Linked DNA regions of Homo sapiens: region 2 is linked to region 1. A link is an interaction called in ENCODE POLR2A ChIA-PET data of the cell type or tissue named here. Cell type or tissue: PC-3. All regions are shown on one strand.

Region 1 (4,000 bases):
TTTTAGTAGAGACCGGGTTTGGCCTGTTGGCCAGGCTGGTTTTGAACTTCTGACCTCAGGTGATCCACCCGCCTTGGCCTCCCAAAGTGTTGGGATTACAAGCTTGAGCCACCACGCCCAGCCTAAACATAACTTTAAAAAAAAATGTTTATTTTAGGTTCAGGAGTACATGTGCAGGTTTGTTATATAGGTAAACTCGTGTCATGGGGGGTTGTTGTACAGATTATTTCATCACTTATGTACTTAGCCCAGTATCCAATAGTTATTTTTTCTGCTCCTCTCCCTCCTCCCACCCTCCACCCTCAGGTAGGCCCCTGTGTCTGTTATTCCCCTCTTTGTGTCCATGAGTTCTCATCATTTAGCTCCTACTTATAAATGAGAACATGCAGTATTTGGTTTTCTGTTCCTGTGTTAGTTTGCTAAGGATAATAGTCTCCAGCTCCATCTATGTTCCTGCAAAAGACATGATCTTGTTCTTTTTTATGGCTGTATAGTATTCCTTGGTGTATATGTACCATATTTTCTTTATCCTATCTGTCATTGATGGGCATTTAGGTTGATTCCATGACTTTGCTATTGCGAATCATGCTGCTATGAACGTTCACGTGCATGTGTCTTTATGGTAGGATGGTTTATATTCCCCTGGGTATATACCCAGTAATGGGATTGCTGGGTTGAACGGTAGTTCTGCTTTTAGCTCTTTGAGGAATCGCCATACTGCTTTCCACAATGGTTGAACTAATTTAGATTCCCACCAACGGAGTATAAATGTTCCCTTTTCTCTTCAACCTTGCCAGCATCTGTTATTTTTTGACTTTAATGATGGCCATTCTGACGGGTGTGAGATGGTATCTCATTGTGGCTTTGATTTCCATTTCTGTAATGATCAGTGATGTTGAGATTTTTTCTTTATGATCGTTGGCCACATGTATGTCTTTTTTTTTTTTTTTTTTTTTTTTGAGATGGAGTCTCACTTTGTCACCCAGGCTAGAGTGCAGTGGTGGGATCTCGGCTCACTGCAAGCTCTGCCTCCCGGGTTCATGCCATTCTCCTGCCTCAGCCTCCAGAGTAGCTGGGACTACAGGCACCCGCCACCACGCCCGGCTAATTTTTTTGTATTTTTAGTAGAGACGGGGTTTCACTGTGTTAGCCAGGATAGTCTCGATCTCCTGACCTCGTGATCCACCCGCCTTGGCCTCCCAAAGTGCTGGGATTACAGGCATGAGCCACCGCGCCTGGCCTTCTTTTTTTTTTTTTTTTTTTTTTTGAGACAGAGTTTCACACTTGTTGCCCAGACTGGAGAGCAATGACACGATCTTGGTTCACTGCAATCTCCGCCTCCTGGGTTCAGGCAATTCTCCTGCCTCAGCCTCCCAAATAGCTGGGATTACAGGCATGCACCACCATGCCTGGCTAATTTTTGTATTTTTAATAGAGACGGGTTTCTCCATGTTGGTCAGGCTGATCTTGAACTCCCGACCTCAGGTGATCCACCCACCTTGGCCTCTCAAAGTGCTGGGATTACAGGCATGAGCCACCGCGCCCGGCCCATATGTCTTCTTTTGAAAAGTGTCTTTTCATGTTCTTTGCCCACTTTTTAATGGGGTAGTTTGTTTTTGTCTTATAAATGTGTGTGTGTGTGTGTGTGTGTGTGTTTTGAAATGGGCTCTCACTCTGTCCCCCAGGCTTGAATGTAGTGGCACAATCATGGCTCACTGCAACCTCTGCCTCTCAGGTTCAAGCGATTCTCTTGCCTCAGCCTCCTGAGTAGCTGGGATTACAGGTGCATGCCATTGCACCTGGCTAATTTTCGTATTTTTAGTAGAGACAGGGTTTCTCCATGTTACCCAGGCTGGTCTTGAACTCCTCACCTCAGGTGATCTGCCCACCTCAGCTTCCCAAAGTGCTGAAATTACAGGCATGAGCCACCGTGCCCAGCCTGTCTTGTAAATTTGTTTAAGTTCCTTATAGATGCTGGATATTAGACTTTTGTCAGATGTGTAGTTTGCCAATATTTTCTCCCATTCTGTAGGTTGTCTGTTTAGTCTGTTGATAGTTTCTTTTGCTGTGCAGAAGCTCTTAAGTTTAATTAGATCCCATTTGTCAATTTTTGCTTTTGTTGTGATTGCTTTTGCTATCTTTGTCATTAAATCTTTGCTTGCTCCTATGTCCAGGATGGTATTACTTAGGTTTTCTTCCAGAGATTTTACAGCTAAACATAACTTTGATATGCACTGGGAAACCAAAACATTTGTGTAATTTCACTTGATTGCTATATTTGCTTTATTGCACTGGTCTGGAACTGAGTCTGCAATATCTCTGAGGTATGCCTGTATGTCATCCAGGTGGAACAAATCTGCATTTTTAGAACAAGCAGTAGATTATAGGTTACTGTACTTAAGTTCAATGAGAAGACAATAGCATTTTGCGATTTTTCTTTCTACCTTTCCAATGATAATATCTCATTTAGTCTTGCACTGGAATTCTTTCTTGGCTGTCTTTTGCTAGGTTTGTACTATCTTCAATGTTTTCCATAACCAAAGGCAGCAATTTAACTAACTCATGAAAATACGTATTCTGTAAATTTGGCTGATTCTTTCTGCTTTTGCTATTGCCCATTGAACTATTTTCAGATGCTGTCCAAAGTCCTTACTATGGCCTGTGGGGCCAAGGGGTCTATCTCTCACTTACCCTGCTCCACCCACCTGGCTCTCTTGCCAACCTTTGGCAGCTCACTCGTGCTCAAGAACTTTGCACCTGTGGTCCCCAGGACCAAATGCGGCCTCAGCTGTTCCCTTAACCTACCCAGTCGGTTCACTCCCTCACTTCTTAGGACTCTGCCCCAAAGGTATTGAAGAGATTATAGAGAACTTTCCTGATATACCAAAATAAAATTGCACCTCTCACACCCAACCACATCACTCTATAATGTAAGCTTTTTTTATTTTTTTTTTTTTTGAGACAGAGTCTTACTATGTCAGCCAGGCTGGAGTGCGATAGTGTGATCTCGGCTTACTGCAACCTCCGCCTCCCGGGTTCAAGCGATTCTACTGTCTCAGCCTTCAAGTAGCTGGGATTACAGGTGCCCACCACCACGCCTGGCTAATTTTTGCATTTTTTAGTAGAGACTGGGTTTCGCCATGTTGGCCAGGCTGATCTCGAACTCCTGACCTCAGGTGATCTGCCCGCCTTGGCCTCCCAAAGTGCTGGGATTACAGGCGTGAGCCACCGTGCCCAGCCTCCACTCTGTAAGTTCTTACGTGAATTAATTTTTTTCTATGGCACTTTTCTTTATCTCCATCTGACACATTATATAATTGCTTATTCATTCCTTTAGTGTCTGTCTTTCCCCATAAGAATGTAATCTTCAAGAGAACAGTGACCATATTTTGTTCTTAGGTGTGCCTTTAATGTCTAGCACTGTGCCAGGTACATAGTGAGGTCTCAATAAATATTAATTGATGAATAAATGGTCAGTATGGGTTATTAAGACTGATCCAATTAACCTATGGGAGTGCATTGTTAGAATAAGACAATTAACAACAGGTACTGAGAAGCCATAAATATATGCTTTTAAGATTAACCTCCTGGCTGGGCAAGGTGGCTCACACCTGTAACCCCAGCACTTTGGGAGGCCGAGGTGGGAGGATCACCCTGAGGTGAGGAGTTCAAGACCAGCCTGACCAATATGGAGAAACCTGTCTCTACTAAAAATACAAAATTAGCTGAGGGTGGTGGCGCATGTCTGTAATCCCCGCTATTTGGGAGGCTGAGGCAGGAGAATCGCTTGAACCTGGGAGTTCAACCGCGGAACTTGAACCGTGGAGGTTGTGGTGAGCTGAGATTGCGCCATTGCACTTCAGCCTGGCAGCAAGAGCGAAATTCCATCTCAAAACAAACAAACAAAAAGATTAACCTCCTAATACCTTCTTGTAATATTGTCCTGGGATATAGCATAGTTATAAAAATGCTGTTTCAAAAATGATTTTGGAGAGAAAAT
Region 2 (4,000 bases), 440 kb before region 1:
ATTTTAGACATGAATTGTAAGCTCTTGCTACTTAGCAGGGTTAACTGATTAAACAGAAATAGATGCCATATTCTATCGATGTGAACCGTATTGTTTCAAGCTAAGGAATACTCTGGCAGTGATTTTGCTTATTGTTTTGTTGCTGTGTCACTTTTGTTAACATGATTGTAAAATTTTTGGACCCCCTCTCCAACCATCCATGAAATAGCGGTGCTAAGTGCTGGGAAAATGTGCTCCAACTCAATAATTTTGGAATACAAGTTAGATATGATAAAAGAGTATCAAGAACTTTAAAGAACTGCCTTGGTATGCTGTGAATTTAGAAACCAGAACTCCGTCACAGAACCTGTGACAATAATGATAAAAAAAAATATGTGAAAGCAAAAATTTGCCACAATGGATTATACATTTGTGAGCGCCGAGAACACATACCCTGCTATTCTCATGAGAAAATTAATCAAAATATGTAGGTTTTAAATTATGCAACATCTTCAGGAATGCATTCTTTACAAAACCACAATACTCACATCCTTATACATACATCTGCTTCCCCAGGAAGTGTCATGGACGGTGTCTTCTACCTCTTCCGATTATCTTCCCCAATCTAAAGGAATTCATTTCTCCTTTGAATCCTCTTGCTTTGACCTAATCTCCCCTACACCCCAATACTAGCCCCATCCATGAGCACCAAACTCTTTTTTTTCACCCTCCAGACCCCCTATGATCTGATTCACCAGGCTTACCTCCGAAGTTCTACAGGATCATGTCCCAAATCCAGTCTTTTCAGGTGGGAGAAACAAGCTTCTAGAACTATGGTTTTGTCATAAAATAAAAGAATCTTAGTGACGAGAGGGATCTTAGGAGGAGTATAAATTAATTCATCTCAATAGCTCAAAGGATGAGATAGCCTATTTTGTGAAATACATTTTTTGAATGGCTTACAGACTATGATGTTAGTACTAAAAAATGCTGAATTATTTGATATGAGGAAAATGTATCTGAAATTATGTAAAATGTAAAGACAAAATGATACTAAAAATGTATAAATAGTATACATGGGCCGGGCGCGGTGGCTTATGCCTGTAATCCCAGCACTTTGGGAGGCCGAGGCAGATGGATCACGAGGTCAGGAGTTCGAGACCAGCCTGGACAACATAGTGAAACCCTGTCTCTACTAAAAATACAAAAATTAGCCAGGAGCGGTGGCAGGCGCCTGTAGTCCCAGCTACTTTGGAGGCTGAGACAGGAGAATCGCTTGAACCTGGGAGGCGGAGATTGCAGTGAGCTGAGACTGCGCCACTGCCCTCCAGCCTAGGTGACAGAGCAAGCTCTGTAAAAAAAAAAAAAAAAAAAAAAAAAAAAAAACAGTAAAAAAAGTGCATATGTATATGCTGTATATATCCAGTAACAGTCAGACAGTAATTTACATACACATATTTAGCAAAGTGCAAAAGAATGATGTTTAATGTAGTGTTCATTGTTATCTTTTCTCTTGCAAAATTACTGAGATTCATTAAAAGGCTTCCCTCAGCAAGGCAGTCTCAATATTTAACCAACCCTTCCAGCGCATAGCTGATCTCTTCCAGCTTGTGTTTACACAGTTCATTGTAAAGCAACAAGTAAAACCTCAGGAATTTCTATGGCACGTTAGAGCAAGCAAAAAAATTGAGGTGATTTTTTTAAATTAAAAAAAAGCTGTTGAATCCAACCAAGTACTCTTCCAAAAATATTTTATCTGGGAGTATTTTAAAACATACACAAGAGGACCTCCTCTTTCGGCTTTGGAGCCCCCTCCCTCTGTCTCTGTACGGGGGAGCGTCTTCCTTCAGCCTTCTCTTTTCTTTCTTGCCTATTAGACTCTCTGCTCCTTAAAACCAAAACCAAAAACAAACAAAAAAACACACAAAAGTAGAGAGATGGTGTGATAAATACCTGTGCTTTCATCGCCCAGCTCCAGCAATTATCGACGTGGCCAATCTTGTTTCACCTACACCTCACCCACTTCCTCCCCACCACTGGTTCATTTTGAAGCAAATCTCAGACTTCATTTAATCTGTAAAAGCTTCAAAACTAATTGTTAGATTTAAAGGTTTAATAAGGTCCGGCTGGGCTTAATTTTTTGGCCAGAAGACTTTACAGGTGATATGTAGCTCCAATTGCAACTCATCAGGAGACAGAAAATATCTGGTTGTTTTTCTTTTTATGACATCAAAACCAGTTAGTGGTTTCAGATGTTGTTAGCCTGATCCATCTGTTACGAAGTTCCCATCAGTGTTTGATCAGATGATTTTAGCATCTAGCTATTGATGGTCATTGCCTAGATACGTTATTTCATTAGGAATTGAAAATGGTGATATTTCAATTCTATCATTTCTCCTGCATTTATTAGTAAGAATTCTTTTTCTCCTTTCTCTTTCTTTTTCTTTCTTTTTTCTTTCTTTCTTTCCTTCTTTCTTTCTTTTTCTCTTTCTTTCTCTTTCCTTTCTCTTTCTTCCTTTCTTCCTTTCTTTCCTTTCTCTCTCTCTCTCTCTTTCTTTGACAGGGTCTCACTCTGTCACCCAGGCTGGAGTGCAGTGGTGCGATCTTGGCTCACTGCAACCTGTGCCTCCCAGGCTCAAGCGATCCTCCCACCTCAGCCTCTCGAGTAGCTGGGACTACAGGTGCATGCCACCATGCCCGGCTAATTTTTGTATTTTTGTTAGAGATGGGGTTTTGTCATGTTACCCACGCTGGTCCTGAACTCCAGAGCTCAAGCCATCTGCCTTCCTCAGCCTCCCAGGGTGCTGGGATTACAGGCCTGAGCCATTGCGCCTGACCTAAGAATTATTTTATTAGGAAATAGTGCTTGATAAATAATGCTTCTTTTTGTATATTTGCCACAGTGTATCTTTAGATAGATTCCTAGAAGCTGCATTTTTTGTGTCAAAGGTTAAATGCCATGTAATTTTGCTAGATATGAGTCCAAGCACTTCTTGAGAATTCATTTAAATTCTGTCTCTGCTCTACCATAGGGGAAGGTCCGGGCTGTTCTGATGGGAAAGAGGTATTGGAGGTGAGGCCCAAGAGGCTGTAGTGGGAAACCTCGCACCTGAAATGACAGGAGAATCCAAATTCAGGGAGCGTGTGGGATCAGGAGCCACATGAAAAACCAAAGGCCAGGAGCCAGGAAGGAAATCTGGGGAATTTCAAATAGGGCCAAGAGCAGATATGGAAGCTTCCATCCAGGAACATAAATGTGGGAAAAATGAATACAAAAACAGGCTTGGAACAAATTGGGGAGGGTCCAAGGTCATTACCCCAAACAGCAGCTGCTCTTTTACAACTATTTTTCTTGGCTGGCTGGAACATAAGACAAAGGCACAGGGCTGTTTGCACATGTTTCTGTCACGCCGAGGGCAGCTAACTGAAGGAGGATGTGGTAGCTGAAACCTAGTCTGTACTTTAGCCACTGCCCCTCCACCCCCAAAAGGATAGGAGTGAAGGGATGAAGACCACCTTTTTCTAATTTGCACAAAGATGCATTTGGCCTAACAAAATGGGCAAGAATTATCCCAAATCTCCTTCCACTTTTGCAGTTATATTCATATCTTTCTTCATAATTTAGCTATACCATGGCACTTTTAAACTCGATCTGTAGTAGGAAGGTGAGGCTAAATGTTATGGTCCTTTGCATTTTGATCCGTAAGCAAACAGTTGTTGTTTATTTTAGAAAAATGGTTTCCAGGTGTAACTGCCAACTGCTGAAAACTTAGGGTTATGTGAGGTGAGGCATGTTGATGCTTTAGTTTATTTGGAGATGGGGGAAGCAGGAAAAACAGCAAACCATTGCAGTATCTGGAATTGATATGGATCTTTGTGTTTAAGACAGGGAACTGAAGCCTGGCTGTACCATACATACTTTAAACATTTATGCTTATGTAACTGCTAATCGAATTTTGAAAAACTATATAACTTTTCACACTTTTTACAAGGATGTTTAGGTTTAATGAGTTGAAAAGAT

The links. ChIA-PET counts read pairs that join two places held together with the same protein. Peaks named below come from ENCODE experiments on the same cell type or tissue, not always from the same donor. Only the 100,000 strongest peaks of a DNase experiment are listed, where the experiment ranks them.
Region 2: POLR2A ChIA-PET joins it to region 1 with 5 read pairs; 2 of 35 experiments call an interaction of 5 or more read pairs at or near these places.

Annotation. Positions count from the first base shown.
Region 1 is chr1:236,074,759-236,078,758 of GRCh38, reverse strand. No RefSeq gene overlaps it. Among named protein-coding and RNA genes, the nearest start is that of NID1, 12 kb to the right of the region's middle. In PC-3, no CTCF peak of the experiment used is centred here; no DNase peak of the experiment used is centred here.
Region 2 is chr1:236,515,028-236,519,027 of GRCh38, reverse strand. It overlaps a transcript of LGALS8 not described here. Among named protein-coding and RNA genes, the nearest start is that of LGALS8, 7.0 kb to the left of the region's middle. RefSeq lists a silencer at 2,549-2,727. In PC-3, no CTCF peak of the experiment used is centred here; a DNase peak (open chromatin) is centred at 1,577; H3K4me3 peaks cover 1,583 bases; H3K27ac peaks cover 1,444 bases.